3 separate regions of the Homo sapiens genome follow, and regions 1 and 2 are each linked to region 3. A link is a contact called in ENCODE Hi-C or POLR2A ChIA-PET data. All regions are on one chromosome and are shown on one strand. The core of a region is the stretch at or near the end of the contact, and the rest is flanking DNA. Distances in the headings are between cores, read along the strand shown. Region 1 holds the start of LINC01629 (long intergenic non-protein coding RNA 1629). Region 2 holds the start of LINC02288 (long intergenic non-protein coding RNA 2288). Region 3 overlaps POMT2 (protein O-mannosyltransferase 2).

Region 1 (3,662 bases), core at 2-2,501, 340 kb before region 3:
ACTAGCTGCCGTCTTCCTGGGCACACACAGAGGAATCAGCACACACCCGGTACACCCTCCCATGAGCAGAACTCCTACACACTGGCTGGTACCATACCCTCCCTAACACCAGCACCCGTAGCAAATTCTTTCCAGGGCCAGCCAAGCCCTACTCCCCTTTGTTAAAGGCAGCTTTCCTCAGAAGGGTGAGCATTTGTTGTCTCAGGGCCTGCAGTGTGGATTCTACCTTCTTTTTACTGTGTTCAGCAGGAGCGAGGCAAACCAGCTTGGGATAGAAACACAGGCGTTTCCTCCACTGTCAGGGTTTTCCTGGGGCAGGCATCTGAGTTACTGCCTGGACCCGGTAGCCCCTAGCAACAGGGCACCACTCTCACCTGGGCCATTTATGATGACTTTGGGAGGTGGAGCCAATTAGGGGGCAAAGCAGGGATCCCCACAGGTGGGAGTGGCAAAAGAGTGGAGGCTTGAAGTCCAGGAAACCCCAGTGTATGCCTCTGCTGCTAAGGAGCCGTGTGGCCTTGGGCAAATCACTATCCCCTTCTGAGCCTGGGGCTCCACATCTACATAGTAAGGGAAGTGGCACTCATGTTCCTTCCAGTTCACACACAGTCCCACATGCTACTAGACCTAGGTTAAGGCAAGGTCTGTGCTATCAGGTACTACCATAGACACAGAAACCGGGGGAGACTCTGCCACCATTATACCCACCCACCCCAACCCTCAAGTTCCCAGCTCTTCCTGGGAAAACCGACAGACAACAGGCCCATGTAGGCAGAAGAAATCAACATGAGGGGTCTCAGTGCCTAGAGAATAGACTTAGAATGAGCCCAAAGTGGAAGGGAGAACCAAAGAGTTTCCCTCACTGCCACATTTGGCACTCCTGCTCCAGGGAATCCAGCACTGAGCTAGAGACAGGATGCTGGGTTCGCCATTCAGGATTCGTAGGTGAGGCCACAGCCATTTCTGCTTTCGGGGCCTGTAACTGGTGGAGAGAAACGGGTGATAGCATCTGTGGCCTTCCTGATTCATAGGTTTATCCCAGCATGAGGCGTGGCTGCTGCAAAGCAGACATGTCCATTTCTGTCCAGACACAGTTGGGGCGGGCAGTGGGTGGCTGCAGCCTGTCCTTACATGGGGCTAAAGGGGCCCAGCCACTTAGTGACTCACCCACTTGCCCAGCCAGCTGAAACCCTGGCCTCACCCTTCCCTTCTGCTACCTACAAAAGCCCCCTGACATAGCACTCTTGTCATACTGAGACTAAGGTAGAAAAAGACACTTCCAAAGGGTGTCAATGACAAGAGAGAAATAGACATAGAGTGGTCACTTCATTTACCAACCCTGGAACCGCAGACCTCTGGGCTTCCTGGTATGTGATTTCAGTTTTACCCCTCACTGTTTAAATTGCTTGAGTTATGTATTTTGTTATTGATTTATTTATTTATTTATTTATTTATTTTGAGACAGCGTCTCTCTCTGTCGCCCAGGCTGGAGTGCAGTGGTGCGATCTCGGCTCACTGCAACCTCCGCCTCGCGGGTTCAAGCGATTCTCCTGCCTCGGCCTCTCGAGTAGCTGGGATTACAGGCATGCACCACTACACCTGGCTAATTTTGTACTTTTAGTAGAGATGGGGTTTCGCCATGTTGGTCAGGCTGGTCTCAAACTCCTGACATCAGGTGATCCGCCTGCCTCGGCCTCCCAAAGTACTGGCATTACAGATGTGAGCCGCCTCACCCGGCTTGTATTTTGTTCTTGCAGACGAAAGCTGCCCACCAAATATGAACAGATAGGAACCTCGTGATCTTTTGGGGCTGTCATCCTTCTCTCAGTCTGCCAGTAACTGGGATCCTGGCATTTATCCTGGAGGTCCCTGAAGGTCCAAGAGGGAACAGAGGAAATCTGATTGGCACAGGTGTGGTGACGTGAAGCAGGTGGTGGCTTTTAGGACTGGAGGTCTGGTGTAGGGTGTATTAGTGAGGAGAACATGGAGGGAGGAACTCACCAGGAAAATTGCAGCCAATTTCCAGCGGTCAGGAATTGAAGATCCAGCAGAGTACGGAATCAGCTCCTCCAGAGTAGTGGGTTTTTCCAGTTGTAGGTTGAGATCCATTCGTGGGTCATGAAATCAAGTTAAGGGATCATAGTCATACACAGAATTTTTTTGTTTGTTTGTTTTTGAGACAGTCTCATTCTGTCCAGGCTAGAGTCTCTAGTCTCTGCCCAGGCTAGAGTGCAGTTTCACAGTCTTGGCTCACTGACCTCCACCTCCTGGGTTCAAGTGATTCTCCAGCCTCAGCCTCTCAAGTAGTTGGCGTTACAGGCACCTGCCACCACATCTGGCTAATTTTTTGTATTTTTAGTAGAGACGGGGTTTTGCCATGTTGGCCAGGCTGGTCTCGAACTCCTGGCCTCAAGTGATCCGCATGCCTTGGCCTCCCAGAGTGCTGGAATTACAGGCGTGAGCCACCACGCCCAGCCAGAATTTTTTTTAAAAAAAGGAAATAGAAGAGAATGTAAGAATAGAAGTGCAGGTTAAAAGGAACGTTTAATTTCATAAAGTTTTTGCCTCAGGGTAGTATGCTTGTCTGAGTAATGGGTTGAGATAGGAACGCATTTCTTAGTGCAGGTCTTGATTTCAAATGTTCGAAAGCCACTGCTCTGGAAAATAGAGGAGTGGAGACCAAAGTGTGCCCTTTGTGTATGTGTCGGCAGTGGGGTGGGGGTGGGGGTCTCTGTCCTAGCATTTGGTTGCAGCACCCCAGGAGTGCCTGTAGGGGAACCACTGACCTCCACTTTTCCATACGCTTCACACCTTCACACCGAAATGTGCTCCATTCCCTTTGCTATTTTTTTTTCTTTTCTTTTTTTTTTTTTTAGACAGAGTCTAGCTCTGTCGCCCAGGCTGAAGTGCAGTGGCACGATCTCGGCTCACTACAACCTCTGCCTCCTGGGTTCGAGTGATTCTCCTGTCTCAGCTTCCTGAGTAGCTGAGACTATGCCTGGCTAACTTTTGCAGTTTTAGTAGAGACGGGGTTTCACCATGTTGGCCAGGCTGGTCTCAAACTCCTGACCTTAGGTGACCTGCCCACTTCAGCCTCCCAAAGTGCTGGGATTACAGGCGTGAGCCACCTCACCCAGCCTGCTATTTTCATTAGGAGGAAAAGAGGGATGGTAGCTTTCATCCAGATCCCCCATCTTCAGAATGTTTTCAACTTTCCCCAGAACCTCCACAGCGTTAAGTCAGTCAAAATCCTTGGATGGACCCTTCCAAGTAGCAAGGGCCACCCTGTCCCCTTTCCCCTGGCCATGAGACCACGCAGAGCGCAGGGGCCGGAGTCAGAAAGGGCAGTTTGGCCCCTGGGCAGTCTCCTGAGAGTCTTTCTCCTCCCAGTTTCTACTATTTGGCGGAACCTTGAATGCAGGGGGGCGGGACAGAGAAAAAACTAGAAAGCTCGACTTCTGCCTGCGGGGCCGGAAGCCCCGCTGCGGCCCCAGCCCGCGGTTAGCCCCTGTTTGTCATTTTGCAAATCTGGTCAACCCACCTCCGGTGAAAACTCCCAACCTCACCCCAGGGGGCAATGACTAATTACAAAACACATTTTCTCTCGTTTTCGTCAAGCTCGCTGTCCCGCCCACACATCCCCCGCCTATCCCGGCACCCGT
Region 2 (3,309 bases), core at 142-2,641, 260 kb before region 3:
GTGAATACTATGCCAATTTCCACTTTCTGCCCATAGAAGCCCTTGTGCTCTGGGCTGTGCGTGACGGTCAGAAGTTATCTGGTAAACTTTGCATTGAAAAGCATCTCCGAACTCCCTCCCCATCTGTGGCCTCACAGCTTTCACCATGACATCTGAGAGATTCAAGGAAAGCTCCAGAAACAGGCTTAGCTCTCAATAACAACCCTCTTCCCTACAGATCTTAGAAAGGCTGGATCTGAACAACGCTGCCTGCAAGACCTCCATTCCCACCCTAAATAAAGCGCCAAACCATCCAACCGAAACCCACCCCTCCTCCCCTGGTACTCAGGGTGTCTACAGCTCTGAGGCTCCCTTTATTTTTATTTTTATTAATGTATTTTTAAGGCTGAAAGGCACACACACCACACGCATTCACACCCAGTGGTTATGGGGTTTTGGCAGGTACGCGGAGACCCGGTGCCCCAGCTGTCAGTGTCTGATCCCAACCCCTCCTCCTCCTCCCTCCGTTATTTATTAATAAAAGCCTGGTCGTGGGCAGCCGGCGTTCTGGTTTTCATTGTACAGTCTGCACTGGTGACACAGGACATGTGGAAAATTTTGAGAGCACTGCGGTGAATAGTGTGGAGGGGGAGCGTGAGCAGGGGGAGGGGAGGGGAGGGAGGGGAGCGAGTTACTTTTTAGCTTCCGCTAAGTACTTGGCGGCTCGCCAGGCCCGGAGAATTGTGGGAAGCGAAAACCTCCCCAGTATAAACTGCCAGCTTTAAGCAGCCCTGACAGTTCTGCTCCTTCCAAACTTGGCAGCCGTTCAAAGTGCTCTTTCATTTGAAATGCTGGAAGCCTGCCATGTGCAATGCAGATTTGCTGTGCCTGTGCGCAGAAGGAACTGATAAATGCCGTTGCAGTTGCCATGGGGACAGGAGGCTATCAGAATGGCCTTGTGATCCGCAGCCTCTCTGCGCGGCAGGCTCTCGTTCTCCCCCTCCCGCCCCTCCTCCCTCTAGTCAGTGAGATGGTGAAATAAATGTTCTGGAAAAAGGTTAACCCTCCCCGCTCTGGTTCCGAGGGTGAGAGGAGGTTAACCTCTAAGCACTTCCTTGGCCTTAAGTGCCAGCCCGGAGCACAGGTGTCAGCGCCGTCCTTGGGTGGGTCACCATCCTCCCGCTCTCCTCTTTCACACCCCCAGCTTTCTTCCTGCTCCCTGGGGGCTTTCACAAAGCGGTATTTTTAATAGAGGCTTTTCAGCAAGCTCAAGTGTAAGTCTTTGAGTCATCAAAACCCGGATGTAAACACAGCAGCCCTGCATTCTGCACAGTTTGCGTGTATTTTATCTTTTTAATAATATTTAGCTGGCAACTTAAAACTGCAAGGATGCCAGATATTTTAGCCAGCCACTTACATCATGCAGCATCCATCTTGGGGAGAGTGGTGGCGGGTCCTTTCCTTGTTCTCTTGCTCCCTGCCGCCTACCTGAGACCGCAGGAAATCTGGGTCTTTCTGAAGGCATCTTCTTGTGGTGTAGTCCCCTTGGAACCGCGGCCTTTAGAATGAACATGACATCACCTTGGGCAACAACGACAGAGGGTGTGTTCCTGTAGGAGACAAGACACGGGGAGATCCAAGGTGAAACAGATCTATCATTTACGCTGCGCCAATTTCAGGTGTGTGAGGGTGCACAGTCTGGATCATCAGCCCCCCATTTAGCACGAACTGCCGTTTGAAACACAGTCTGATTTAATGTACAGAAACAAAATAGCACATTCAGATTTGGTATATTTTCAGGCCTGTAATGCCAACACTCCGGGTGGCCTGTTTAATGGGGAAAAAATGAAATATTCCACTCCAGCCCAGGCCTATGGAAACCAAAGAGGTTTAGTGATTTATTTACATTGGGGGTAAAAACGGTGAGCAGTATTCCTTCTCGGCTCGCTACTTCCTGAAGGTTTCCTGAACCTAAACATTCGTTAACATCCCAGGAAGGGAACTTATTTTTCCTGTGGCTTTCAATATTTTCTGCTAAATATATTTCGGCACACTGTTTATCTTGGGCTTCAGCTTTCAGACCTTTATGCACTTTTAACACCTTGAGGCTGTTTCACTGAAAAATGGTGTATGTTAATTAAAGAGGACTTTATGTGCTGGGCATTAAGGCAGGGGGGATTTCTGTTTTGATCTGTCTGTATAATGAGGGGCTTCAGGATGAAACACAAGTCAGAGGCCTGTTAGCTTCGTGAAGCCCTTTTGACAAAGCGGGACCTTGAATGTGGGCCCTTGTATTCAAACACTTGAAGACCACAGAATGTTGAACTGAACGAAACATTTCTTCCTAAGTGCATGGTGAACATGGAGGCCAGGAGACGAGAAAGACTGAAAATGCCCCAAGTTCCTGGGGCTTAGCTGCAATTTCTTTGAACTTGACTGTCTCTGGGTGTCTGCTCGTGATTGTCACGGCAGCTCTGGCCAAGGCGATGCACTCTGTCTCGCTGGAATTTCCTGATTCCAAAGTAGCCCCTTCCAAATAAATAATCAACAAACGCCATCTGCTTCACCTTGCCAGCAGGCACAGAGCTGAAGGGTTAGCTAAAACCTACAATTTTTAGGAGCAGTAGGCTCTTGAGACATTTCAAGATAGGTTTCGACTTGGAATTAAACTAGAGTTAGAGGCAGAAATCAGGTGATTCAGAAAGCAACCCCCCCTCCCTCCCGCCAACTTCCCCAGACAGTCCAGGCAGCTGGGTTTTTGGCTCTCACAGCTGCTAAGCTTTGGCAAGCCAAAAGCATATTTCGTGGTGGTGATTCCTTTCCCAGGTTGACGGACATGTTTCTGTACTGAGCACAAGGCATGTTTCCTGACCGTGTGTGAATCAGAGGCTGCATTTTTATCCAGGGCTTCTGGTGACAGTTTTAAGCTGGATGAACAAAGCAGACCCTGACATGTCCCTGTCATCAAGGTCAAGAGATACAGAATCTATCCTAAATGTTCGCCACCTCTAGCCCAGATGTATTATATTTATTTATTTTTGTTTTGTTTTGTTTTTTGAGGCGGTGTCTTCCTCTGTCGCCCAGGCTGGAGTGCAGTGGGGCAGTCTCAGCTCACTGCAACCTCCGCCTCCCGGGTTCAAGCAATTCTCTTGCCTCAGCCTCCCGAGTAGCTGGGATTACAGGCACGTGCTATCATGCCTGGCTACTTTTTTTGTATTTTTAGTAGAGACAGGGTTTTGCCATGTTGGCCGGGCTGGTCTCGAACTCCTGACCTCAGGCGATCTGCCCTCCTCAGCTTCCCAAAGTTTCTGGGATTACAGGCATGAGCCA
Region 3 (2,631 bases), core at 1-2,500:
GCCGAGTGCCCTTTTCTGTGCTCTCCCAGCACTCCTGGCTGACTGTAACTGCCTGCTTCCTTATTTCTCTCTCTCCATTGACCACAGAGGGTGGGGACCATATTATATTCATCTGTATATTCCAGCACCTCACACACAGTGGCTGGATGATCTTTACACATTTTCTGAATAAATGAATGAATGAATGAATAAACTTGTTAGGAGCTGGTTTGGAGGTGATGGAGCAGCACCACAGCAGAGTGATGGCCTGGGGCCAACCTAACCTGGTTGTGACTCCTAGATACACCTCTCACTCCCCGATGGCCTCGGGGAAGTCATTACCTCTGTAGGTTTTGATTTCCTCATTTGAAAATCAGGGTAATAACTCCCTACCTCATAGGACTATTATGAGGGGTAAATGAGATAATGAAGGTAAAGCGTTTCGCATAGTGCCTGGCATAGAATCAGCCCTTAATAAATAATAAACTGTAAAGGCCCTTACTGGCCTCCAAATATGGAGACCGTGGGTCAGGAAATGAAAATTGTGAGTTCAGACCGGGCTCGGTGGCTCATGCCTGTAATCCCCGCACTTTGGGAGGCCAAGGCGGGCGGATCACTTGAGGTCAGGGGTTTGAGAACAATCTGGCCAACATGGTAGAACCGCATCTCTACTAAAACTACAAAAATTAGCTGGGCATGGTGGTATGTGCCTGTAATCCCAGCTACTTGGGAGGCTGAGGCAAAAGAATCACTCGTACCCAGGAGGCGGAAGTTGCAGTGAGCCAAGATCGGCCCACTGCACTCCAGCCTGGGTAACAGAGTGAAACTCTATCTCAAAAAAAAAAAAAAGACAGACATTATAAAACAAATGCAAAAAGAGACTTCCAAGAATGTTAATCTATCCTCTCCCTTGAACCCTATCCAGTCCTCAGCCGGGCCCACTCCCTGATGTCCTGCTGTCTGCGGAGGTTGGGGGGTCCAGCCCACCTGGGACCCAGAACACAGCCACTCTGCCACCTGCAGTAGAGACAGAGAAGGCCACCAGCTCCTACTCAGCAACATCAGGGAGCAAAAACATTTCCACAGCAAACCCTTGGGTGCTCACCAATGAAAGACTGAGGTCTCCGAACAGGTACCAAAGGTCTGCAATGGTGTTCAGCCCCACTTGAAGGATGATAAAGAGGCCAACAAACTTGACCCCTAAAGCACCAGCAAGACTAACGCCAGTCAGGCTGAGCCAGAACCACCAGGGGGCAGAGAAGGGCCTGAAAATCAACAAGACGGAGTTCAATTTGGCAGCTGGAACCAAAGCCAAACGCAAGCGCAGCAGGGGACAGGGCAGTTCTCAGACTTGGAGCGGCTGTGCTGTGCCCTGTCTTGGGGGCTCTTAGCCTCAAGGGACCATGGCGTGGCTCCATGGAGGAGGCGGCCTGTGAAACCCCTGGAACGGCAGGAAAAGCACTGTCTGAGGGCGCAGGGTATTCTTCAGGGGAGAGTGTCCATAGTGCTCCTGGCTAAGTACAGGGCTCAGGGTAAGTGGGGGCTCCTTCTTCACAAGTGACCAGTCAGGCAGGAGTAAAAGGAGAATCCTTAGGTGCCCCTGGACTCAGGCAGCCCTCTCCTTTGTGTCACCTCTGCCCTTGTCGAAGGCAGCATTTACCGAGTGCTTACTATGTATGCGTCACGCATCATTCCAAGTACGATGCATATATTAACTCTTCTAGCCGTCACTACAGCACACAGAGGATCCTGTCACTAGGTCCTCTTTTTGCACAGGAGGAAATCAAGATACAGAGAGGTGGAGTAATACAGCTAGCAGGCAGTGGGGCACAGTTTTAACCCAGGCAATTGGGTCAATGTTAGTGCTCTTAACCATTTTGCTATTCGTATAGCACCTAGTACTCTACACTATGATTCTCTGGCTCTCTGGCTGCCTCCTCTGCCAGAGTGAATATTCCTTAACAGCCAAGCCCAACAGAGCTCAGTACCTCCAGCTCCCCGCATAGTACCTGGTACACAGTATGTACTCAAGAAATGGTAGATGGAAGTGGATGTGGCATAAGCACAACAACCAAAGCCAGAGTGGGCTGAGAGTCACTGATCAGGTTTGATTAGCACAATGGAGCTTAATGAGCCTGGCTGTGCAAAGTTAACTTCCAGAAAAGCCTACGAGGGGCCAACTCTTCTGGTTTGAATAGAATGAATGACTTATTCTACTTTCTCAGAAGTAGAAGGATGATCTGGAAAAGACTATTCTGCAAGTAGACCGGACCCTCCAAGTCAGCTTTAGAACTGACCAGGACCTGGAAGGATCCTCTTGGCTGGTATGGACCATTCAAGCCAACCTTTACATATGCTATTCCCATCATTAGGTCAGGACTGGATGCAACCACTGACGAAAGGGAGATAGTTTCCAGGCAGCATCTACCCTGGTGCCCTCCCTTCTAGGACAGAGTATGTGAAGGACAGCCCTGTCCCGGGATTTCCTAACCAGCACTGGTTACAAGAGGTGGGTGGGGAAAGTATTAGGACCCCCCATGATATCCCAAAACCCCTACCCAATTGTACTCCATTGTAAACATGATAATAATAATACGCTTGAAAAAGACAACTGACATTTTCTCGGTCTTGAATATGGCAAAAATAAAATCA

The links. Hi-C counts contacts between places; a loop is a spot of excess contacts on that map. ChIA-PET counts read pairs that join two places held with the same protein, here RNA polymerase II (POLR2A). Pooled maps may share reads with other maps.
Region 1: a pooled map shows a loop between it and region 3 (15-fold over the local background). The contact joins the promoter of LINC01629 here to the enhancer-like site in region 3. A Hi-C loop is called at or near these places in 1 of 168 maps with a recorded cell type or tissue (CD4-positive, alpha-beta T cell) and 9 of 50 pooled maps. POLR2A ChIA-PET finds 5 or more read pairs at or near these places in 1 of 52 experiments (MCF 10A).
Region 2: a pooled map shows a loop between it and region 3 (6-fold over the local background). The contact joins the promoter of LINC02288 here to the enhancer-like site in region 3. A Hi-C loop is called at or near these places in 6 of 50 pooled maps. POLR2A ChIA-PET finds 5 or more read pairs at or near these places in 2 of 52 experiments (A549 and BJ).

Annotation. Positions count from the first base shown.
Region 1 is chr14:76,958,387-76,962,048 of GRCh38, forward strand. LINC01629 (long intergenic non-protein coding RNA 1629) reads left to right here and starts at 1,252. Exons shown (of 3, transcript NR_133913.1): 1 at 1,252-1,367. RefSeq lists enhancers at 853-1,032, 1,073-1,142, 2,225-2,759, 2,760-3,295, 3,080-3,289 and 3 more.
Region 2 is chr14:77,039,658-77,042,966 of GRCh38, forward strand. LINC02288 (long intergenic non-protein coding RNA 2288) reads left to right here and starts at 1,392. Exons shown (of 4, transcript NR_110554.1): 1 at 1,392-1,620. RefSeq lists a silencer at 565-754 and enhancers at 864-1,595, 871-3,309, 1,005-1,094.
Region 3 is chr14:77,300,006-77,302,636 of GRCh38, forward strand. POMT2 (protein O-mannosyltransferase 2) reads right to left here. Exons shown (of 21, transcript NM_013382.7): 6 at 1,085-1,244. Among named protein-coding and RNA genes, the nearest start is that of POMT2, 20 kb to the right of the region's middle. RefSeq lists a silencer at 1,187-1,246. Within about 2 kb of position 1,251, at least 3 of the 41 ENCODE cell types and tissues checked have a DNase peak (open chromatin) inside an H3K27ac peak, as active enhancers do.